Linked DNA regions of Homo sapiens: regions 2 and 3 are each linked to region 1. The links are chromatin contacts, found by Hi-C or POLR2A ChIA-PET in ENCODE. All regions are on one chromosome and are shown on one strand. The core of a region is the stretch at or near the end of the contact, and the rest is flanking DNA. Distances in the headings are between cores, read along the strand shown.

Region 1 (2,700 bases), core at 13-2,512:
AGACCTGTGAGTGCAAGTCCCATTTAGCATTGTGATGCCAGCTGTGTGCTACGAGGTCCTCTGATTTTTCAAGGCATTCTATGAAATCTCCTGATTTTTCAGTGTTAAAAACTAATTGTGATGGTTGCACAACTCTGAATTGCACCCTTGACTTGTACATTTCAATAGGTGAATTGTGTGGGCGGCAAATTATATTTCAATAAGGCTGACAGAAATGAATTCAAAAGCTTTTTATCATTTTTCAGCCTTTGAGAAAGGATGCTATGATACAGGAGAATCTTGCAAACCTTATGGGAAGTGAAAGAAGCCAATCACAAAAGGCCACAGTTTGCATGATTCCATTTAGATGGACTATCCAGAAAGGGCAAAAAGCAGATTGGCAGTGGCCAGGGTCTGGGAGGAAAGGACACGGGGAGTAAGTGCTTAAGGGGGACAGAGGTTTTTTCTGGGGTGATAAAAATGTTTTGAGACTAGGTAGTGGTGATAGTCATAAAACATTGTGAAATGTGTTAAATGTCACTGAATTGTACCCTTTAAAGTGGTTAATTTTATGTAATGTGAGTTTTCCCTCAATTTAAAAAACAAAAAAGTTTGCTAAATATTCTGCTAGCCAAATAAAACATATCTGCAGGCTGAATTGGGCCCCGTTTTTAATCACAGCCACACAGTCGCTAAGGTCCCTTTTAACATTTTCTCAGGTCATATTTCCAAAGATCAAAAACGTCACCTCCAGTCGGGGGCATGGTGACCAGCTGACCACAGCTTACAACAAAGAGGAAACAGGCATTCTCTTTCCTCTAAGTAGAGCCTCCCCCAAAATAATTTTAGGCCAGAAAATAAAAGCCTGCTTAAGCTGGAACCACGCCAGCCTTTTTCTTTCTTTCTTTCTTTTTTTTTCCTAACTGCCCTTTGCCACCATGAAGGGCAAAGAGTCGCATCTGGGTGACAGTGAGTGGACTTTGTTGACACAGCCCAACTTCAATTTTTGTGAAGTTAATAATTAGGCTGTCATCCCTCTGCTCCAGAGCAATTAGGGGCCTGCGGAGGCAATGAATGGGCTCTATTATCAAGGGAAATTATAAATAGAAAAAAGCCGGACTAGACGGGAGTTCTGCACAGCATCACTGCCCTGCCCTCTCTGTGCAGAGCTGCAGCGAGCCTGAGTGTGTTGACTCGCCTCCGGTTGACAGCTCAGATCCCAGCTGCCATCCAAAAGGGCTCTAAATTCTGCCTCTGTCATCCGAGCCTGACTTTTTATGCTGTCCAGAGCCTGGCTGAGCAGTCCAGCAGAGCAGCAGGAGAGCCCGGGTGAGATAAACGCCTTTGTTTAAGTTGCCTCCCGACTCCAGGGTCTGGAGGTGTCTGGTGCTGAGCAGGAGGAACTGGACTCAGCCTGACAGGCCAGGGTGTTGGGGACGCTGAGTGACACCCTGCTCAGTGGCTCCCTAGGTCAGGGCAGGTTCCCAGCCAGGGGTGGCAGCCCCCAAAAGTGTGGCCATGGTAGAAAGCAGCCCAGGTTCTCAGAGGAATCGTCTCCACTTGCCTTGCTTCATCCAACATCTCCAACGGGTTCATACCTAACCCTCCCTGCAAACTCTATCTGTCTGATCACAGGGAAACAAAGATTCGTAGTTCTAGAAGAAAAAGAAATCTGTCACTGTAAAGGGAGAGCAACAGTCCAAAAATGAAAACACCCACAACTAGAAAACAATGATAATAAGGCTGGGTGTGGTGGCTCACACCTATAGTCCCAGCAGTTTGGGAGGCCGAAGCAGGAGGATCACTTGAGCCCAGGAGTTCAAGACCAGCCTGGGAAATATGGCAAGACCCTGTCTCTACAAATAATTTTAAGATTAGCCAGGAGTGGTGGTGAACATCTGTGGTCCCAGCTAGTTGGGAGACTGAGGCAGGAGGATTGTTTGAGCCTGGGCAGTTGAGGCTACAGTGAGCCTGGGGAAGTTGAAGCTACAGTGATCCAACCACTGCACCCCAGCGTTGGTGACAGAGCAAGACCTGTCAAGGAAGGAAGGGATGAAAGGAAGGAAGGAAGGAAGGAAGGAAGGAAGGAAGGAAGGAAGGAAGGAAGGAAGGAAGGAAGGAAGGGAAGGAGAAAGTAAGATAGGGAGGGTGGGAGGGAGGGAGAGAGGGAAGGAGGAAGGGAGGGAAGGGGGGAGGGAGGAAAATTCATTTAAGACTCTTAAAACAACCCTATGAGATATGTGCTATCAGCCCTGAGACCTGTATTACCAGGTTTTCTGATTTTTCAAGGCATTCTATGAGATCTCCTGATTTTTCAATGTTAAAAACTGGTTTAATTAGTCGAAATTAAATGAATGTCCCCATTTCACAGGTTTGTAAACCAAGGCAGTGAACTAACTTGTCCAAGGTCACACAGCCAGTTGGTAAAATTCAAATCCAGGCCTTCTGGCTCCACAATCCATGCTCCTACCTATCATCTCTACAGCTCTTACTTCGCTTGATGGTGACGCAGATCAGGGGTGGGAAACAAGAGGGCGTGGTGGGGACTGCGGTGCCCTGGACACAGCACACTCAGACTAAAGGAAGCAGCTGCTGTAGCCGGCTGGTTGCCTTAACAGGAATGAGGACTCCAATATTTTTAAGAAAAGCTGGACATCTGGATTTAGCATGAAATCTGATTTTTAAATGTTGGTGGCCGGGTGAGGTGGCTCACACCTGTAA
Region 2 (2,700 bases), core at 63-2,562, 180 kb before region 1:
ATCCTGTAACCTCATTCATGCACAGGCATTGGTGAATGATAACAGGTAACAGAAGTGATTTTTAAAAGGGCCTTCCAGTGACAACGTCGTGACATACTAGAATGGATGACTGTAGGAGTTTCTGGTGTCCTGGAAACCTCATATGTCTCATCATACACACACAAAAATGCCTGTGGATGTCATTCATTCATTTATTCATTTATTCACTCGATCGTTCAGCAAATGTTTACTAAGTGCCTTCTGCCTGCCAGGAAATGTCCTGGGTGCTGAGAATACACAGTGAGCAAGACAGCCCAGGTCACTGCTCTCAGAAATCCACCATCTAGTTGAAGAGGCAGAGCAGTAAGCAAAGACCTTGCCGAGGAGTTTAAATTCTTATTCTTACATTAGAACACAAGGTGGTAAGAGCACTAACAGAAATCTGTGCCGGGACCAGAGGCAGCTACCAAAGGAGTGGGGAGTCAAGGAGGCCTGCTGGAAAAACTGCAGTCTCTGATGGCTGTTGATGGTAGGCTAGGAGTTCACCAGGGAGCCAAGAGGTGTGGGTGTTCCAGGGTCTGCAATGATGCAGAGGTCTGAGGTGGCACAAGCAAGGCTGGCTCTGAGCCCACCCTGCTCCATGACAGCTTCAAAAATTGCTGAAGCTCAGCACAGCCAAGGCATGTGTACCAGGCAGGAGGAAAAAACAACAGGGCAGGGTGTCCTTGGGACAGATTAGATGCCAGTAATTCTTCCCTCCTTTTGGAATGTTAGAAACCAAGTATGTGTTCCTGGGGTTCTCATTCTCTATAAAATTGCCCAATTTCATTCTTATAATAACCTACGAGGCAAATCAGCTGCCTCTGCACACAATTTCCCGTGCCGCCTTGACCCTGCCACATCCAAGGAGCTGTTTAAACAGTCTGCTGTCTTTTCCCCTGAATGTCAAGAGAAAGAGAGCTGATGGCATCAGCAGCCACAACCATTATGCATGACCTGAGAGTTTTCTTTGACCCGCCAACTAAGGTAAATGCCTTTTGACAAAGACACCCAAGACTTCACTTTTAATTCAACTTGAACCTAAGTTTCTCTCCAGAGCACTGTCTCCAAAACGCTCAATTGCCCAGTGCAAAGAATCATAGCTCTTTCCTTTTCTGGCTTTCTCTGATACAACAAGCTTACAGCAACCGTCAGAAAAGAAGGCAAGTAACATCTGTGGTGGAGACCAGACTATGAAATTAGTTCAAACATACAGCAAAGCACTGTGCTCACTGCAGAGAGACACATGCTGTTCCGTGGATGTGAGCCCATTCATGAGTCACCATGCATAATAGGGCATTGTTGAAAGTGTTGGGAACATGAAAAATTCCTCACTGCCCAGTTTGGCTAATGCTGGAGCTATATTTGCCTTCAGAAATGAAGTCAAACAGAGTTGGCTTAACTTCCAGTTGACAGGCCCAAAGACCACTGGGCCACCATGTTTATTATGCTGATTTTTGTTTATAGGAGTTGCCGCCTGAGTTGTGTTTAAGAGGATGTTTTTTGTTTGTTTGCTTGTTTGTTTGGGGTTTTTGTTTTTGTTTTTGTCTTTTTGAGACGGAGTTTCAATCTTGTCACCCAGGCTAGAGTGCAATGGCGCGATCTCTGCTCACTACAACTTCTGCTTCCCGGGTTCAAGCGATTCTCCTGCCTCAGCCTCCCGAGTAGCTGGGATTACAGGCGCCCACCACCAGGCCCAGCTAATTTTTCTATTTTTAGTAGAGATAGGGTTTCGCCATGTTGGTCAGGCTGGTCTCGAACTCCTGACCTCAGGTGATTCTCGTGTCTCAGCCTCTCAAAGTGCTGGAATTACAGACGAGAGCCACTGTGCCTGGCCTGTGTTTCAGAGTTGACTTCTCATCTGCATGTACAAGGAAAGAGAATTCTTTGACAAAGGACATGCACAGACCTCTGACCCTCCCAGAGGGTCCTTGAACACAAGAAGGACTGTTTTAAAGCCCTCCACAACACAGCTCTGTGCTATCAGGTGGATTGGCGGGAAAAAACTTGCCCATGATTTGGTGTGAAGAAACACAGCAGGGTCTGCAGGCAACAATCCTTCTGCAATAATACATAATATCTCTCACTTCCCGATTACCTGTTATTCAGTTCTTAATATGCATGACTCCATTTCCTTGTCGCATCCCTGAGACACAGGCCACATCAACCTCATCTTATAGATAAGGAAGCTGGACTCTGAGAGGTGACAGAACATGCCTATGTTACAGAGCTAATGATTTGCACAGCTGGGATTTGAACCCAAATACACATAGACTTATTTATATATGTATTTGTAATCAGGTAAATTATGCATATCTTTATTTTAAATATGTCTAACACATACATTAATGTCAATATACACATTTATACACATACATATATGTTTATTTCTTGCCCGCCTGGAGAAACCATGTTAGGCTGACAAAGTGTTCTACAAAGTCATATAGATATAAATAAATATGTTATATATTTTATTTATTTCTTAATTTATAAATGGATGTTACATATTTCTTCATCTATTTAGAAATAAACACCTTTAGTTGGGTGTGTGTGTGTGTGTATATATATATCTTTATATATATAAATATCTTTATATATATTTATGTATATACGTATATATGTATATATATGTGTGTATATATACATATATATACACACATATATATACATATATACGTATAT
Region 3 (2,700 bases), core at 70-2,569, 210 kb before region 1:
TTGGTTTGTGTGACTGTGAGTGGCTTCAAACAACAGATATTTACTTTCCCACAGGAAAGGGACACCTTTCACAGTGTCACAGGTCTGCACTCCCTCCGAAGACTCCAGGAGCAACTCCTCCCTGGCCTCCTTGGCTTCTGGCTGCCTCCCTCCAGCCTCTGCCCCTGTCTTCATGTGGCCTCCTTCTCCCTGTGTGGCTGTGTGTCCTCTCCTCTTATTACAAGGACACCAGTCATTGGAGTTCATGCCCACTCAAAATCCAGGACGCTTTTGTCATGAGAACCTTAATGAATTACATCTACAAAGACCCTATTTCCAGATAGGGCCACATCCTGAGCTTCCAAGGGGACATGAATTTGTGAGCTACACTATTTGAACATGACAGTGTATCTCCAAGACACTGTAGCGCCAGCCCCCAAAGTGTACCAAGGACTCGGAGAGAGTGGAGGCCAACCCTTTGCTGTTTCTTTGGGATCTGCCTCAGTATGGCGCCAGGTGCTAAGCAGATGGCTATTGAGTGACCTAGAGTAAACCGGAAATAAATTCAGAAAAATCAATCGGTGCATGATTTCATTAAAGTTCCCTCCATGTATGCAGTTCTGTACCCACCGTTGGCATCCCCTAGTCATCACTGCTGCCTGGTAGCAATGTACGGGGCATCCCACACCACACAGCACTGTTTACAGAGATGTGGACTTGTGACTGTCCTCTCCTCAGGACAGACGTTGGCCCCATAGCTTCTCCAGCCCTACAGTCCACCTAGTGCAACCTCTGCAGACCTAACTGTGTCTTGCAGTGTTCCCCTGACCGAGAGCTCGCTGAGTCCAAAATCCACACAAAGGGCCTCTTCAGGTTCCCTCCTAGTCCTGTTGCAGCTCAGCCTTGTTCCCTAAATGTTCTCTGGTGGGAAAACAAACCAAACCAAACCCCAGAACCCTGGTTTGGTTCTCAGCGATATAAACAATATTTGGATTTGGTTCGAGGTTGAGCAAACGAGTGCAGTTTGTTCCGGTTTTTGGTTCAAGGTTCAGGCCAAGTCTCTGCTCCAGACAGAAAGAATGTCCCTGGAATGAATGCCCCTTCCAACTAGGACTCAACAGCTAAAAGGCCAGGGTGTCCCAACGCAGGCCGCCTGCTCAGAGGACTCCCAGGGACCTCCCTGCAGCTTCCAATCCAGGCCCCCAAGGCCCCGGGGACTGGGCCTGGCAGCACACCTGCCCAATTCTCTGGGCCCATGCCACCTTCCATGGCCTAGAAGCAGAAGGCCATGGCCCCACAGGCTAGGCGCCAGGGCAGCTGAGCAAACACCCTCAGCTCAACTGCCTGGAGGCAGGGGCAGCCGGGGAGTGGGTGCCCCTGCATAAATCCGCCACAGTGGCCACATGGCACAGCACCTGCTCCCTCTCTCTGGTCAGGGTCTAAACTCAAACACTGCCCAGCAGAGAACCCAGATAACGAAATAGAACGTTACACTGAGCAGGAAACAACAGGGAGTGGTGGGTACTGTGGGAGCCACGCAGAGGTATGCACATTCAACCCACCGCAGCCTTAGTTCAGTGCACAAAGCATCCAGCTGCCGCTTGCTGGTCAGAGCAGCCTGCCAGAGGCACACACCACAGCTTCCAGAGCAAGCAGTCCTACATCCAGAGCAGAGTTTCTGGGGGCCATTCTGCTCTCTCCTGCCCCAGACAGGAAGCCAGGCAGGGCCAAGGACAGGGCATCAAAAAGCCTCATCCCTACGGAACAACTGCAGGGGACGGAGCAGCTGGGGGTATTGGGGACACCTGGCAGTGAATCACTCCTGAGGAATGTTGAAAGGAAAACACAGTTGCACTCTGGCCTCCCTCCCACTCGGATCCACGCATCAAAGGGGTCCTCGGATGCAGGGAACTTAGTGGGCTGGGTTGATCGGGCTTGCTCTGAATGTTGGACACCAGAGGGCTGGGATCGAAAAGCAGCTCCTGAGGGACTGCCCCAATTCTGGGTTGTGGGGACAGACGCACCTCCAGCCACCATGGGGGAAACTGAGAAACACTGGCAAGGGAAGCGGAATGAAAGCGCGCAAGAAGGGCTCTAGTCCAAAACACTCCTCTTTCTCAAGGTTATTTTTTTCTAGACTTGCTCTTTAAATCACCATCCAAACGGCAGCCTTATCAAAGGCAACTCAGGTGTCCCCTGACAGCCCAAAGCCTCTGCCCAGGGAAAAGGCCGTTTCTATTCTGCCTTGGATAGAAATCACAGCCTGAGACACAATCCAGAAATATTTCCCTGTGCTGGGCGCCCGGAGAGGATTAGACAGGAGCACATGTGATTTCAGCTTGGGTGTACTCGCCGCTCAACTATGCTTGCTACGTGCTGGATTCAATTATAGGTTTTCTTACACTTATATCTTCATTAGTTCTACATTGCCGAGTGGATGGAATGTGCTGTCAGCTTAAAAAAAAAGTGTTGGTTTTTCTTCCCCCCAAGGATTCAACACTGTCCAGTCCTGTTAAAAAAAGAAAGAAAAAAAAAATCTTGGCTCACGCGTACATTGCTAATGGGTATGGAATTGATTCACAAGTCCCCAACTCTAGTTATATAAAAGTAATTACTGCAACCTAGAGTAATTGGTTCCATATCCAATATTCACAGAAGGCTGCATATGTGTATGTCTGCGTGTGTGTGTGTGTGTGTGTGTGTGTGTGTGTGTGTGTATTT

What was found. A loop is a pair of places that touch in the nucleus more often than their neighbours do. ChIA-PET counts read pairs that join two places held with the same protein, here RNA polymerase II (POLR2A). Pooled maps may share reads with other maps.
Region 2: a loop to region 1 is called in a map of dorsolateral prefrontal cortex, with 4 times the contacts of the local background. The contact joins two enhancer-like sites. A Hi-C loop is called at or near these places in 1 of 168 maps with a recorded cell type or tissue (dorsolateral prefrontal cortex) and 4 of 50 pooled maps. POLR2A ChIA-PET finds 5 or more read pairs at or near these places in 4 of 52 experiments (A673, MCF 10A, WTC11 and 1 more).
Region 3: a loop to region 1 is called in a map of tibial artery, with 5 times the contacts of the local background. The contact joins two enhancer-like sites. A Hi-C loop is called at or near these places in 15 of 168 maps with a recorded cell type or tissue (MCF 10A, Right ventricle myocardium inferior, ascending aorta and 10 more) and 20 of 50 pooled maps. POLR2A ChIA-PET finds 5 or more read pairs at or near these places in 2 of 52 experiments (AG04450 and WTC11).

Annotation. Positions count from the first base shown.
Region 1 is chr5:173,289,187-173,291,886 of GRCh38, reverse strand. All of the region lies in intron 3 of LOC105377731 (a long non-coding RNA gene), which reads right to left. Among named protein-coding and RNA genes, the nearest start is that of MIR12118, 13 kb to the left of the region's middle. Within about 2 kb of position 1,262, at least 2 of the 41 ENCODE cell types and tissues checked have a DNase peak (open chromatin) inside an H3K27ac peak, as active enhancers do.
Region 2 is chr5:173,471,028-173,473,727 of GRCh38, reverse strand. The region is part of intron 4 of LOC105377732 (a long non-coding RNA gene); the gene reads right to left. Among named protein-coding and RNA genes, the nearest start is that of LINC02995, 110 kb to the left of the region's middle. Within about 2 kb of position 1,312, at least 21 of the 41 ENCODE cell types and tissues checked have a DNase peak (open chromatin) inside an H3K27ac peak, as active enhancers do.
Region 3 is chr5:173,498,155-173,500,854 of GRCh38, reverse strand. The region is part of intron 11 of LOC105377732 (a long non-coding RNA gene); the gene reads right to left. Among named protein-coding and RNA genes, the nearest start is that of LINC02995, 80 kb to the left of the region's middle. RefSeq lists an enhancer at 1,488-2,154. Within about 2 kb of position 1,319, at least 13 of the 41 ENCODE cell types and tissues checked have a DNase peak (open chromatin) inside an H3K27ac peak, as active enhancers do.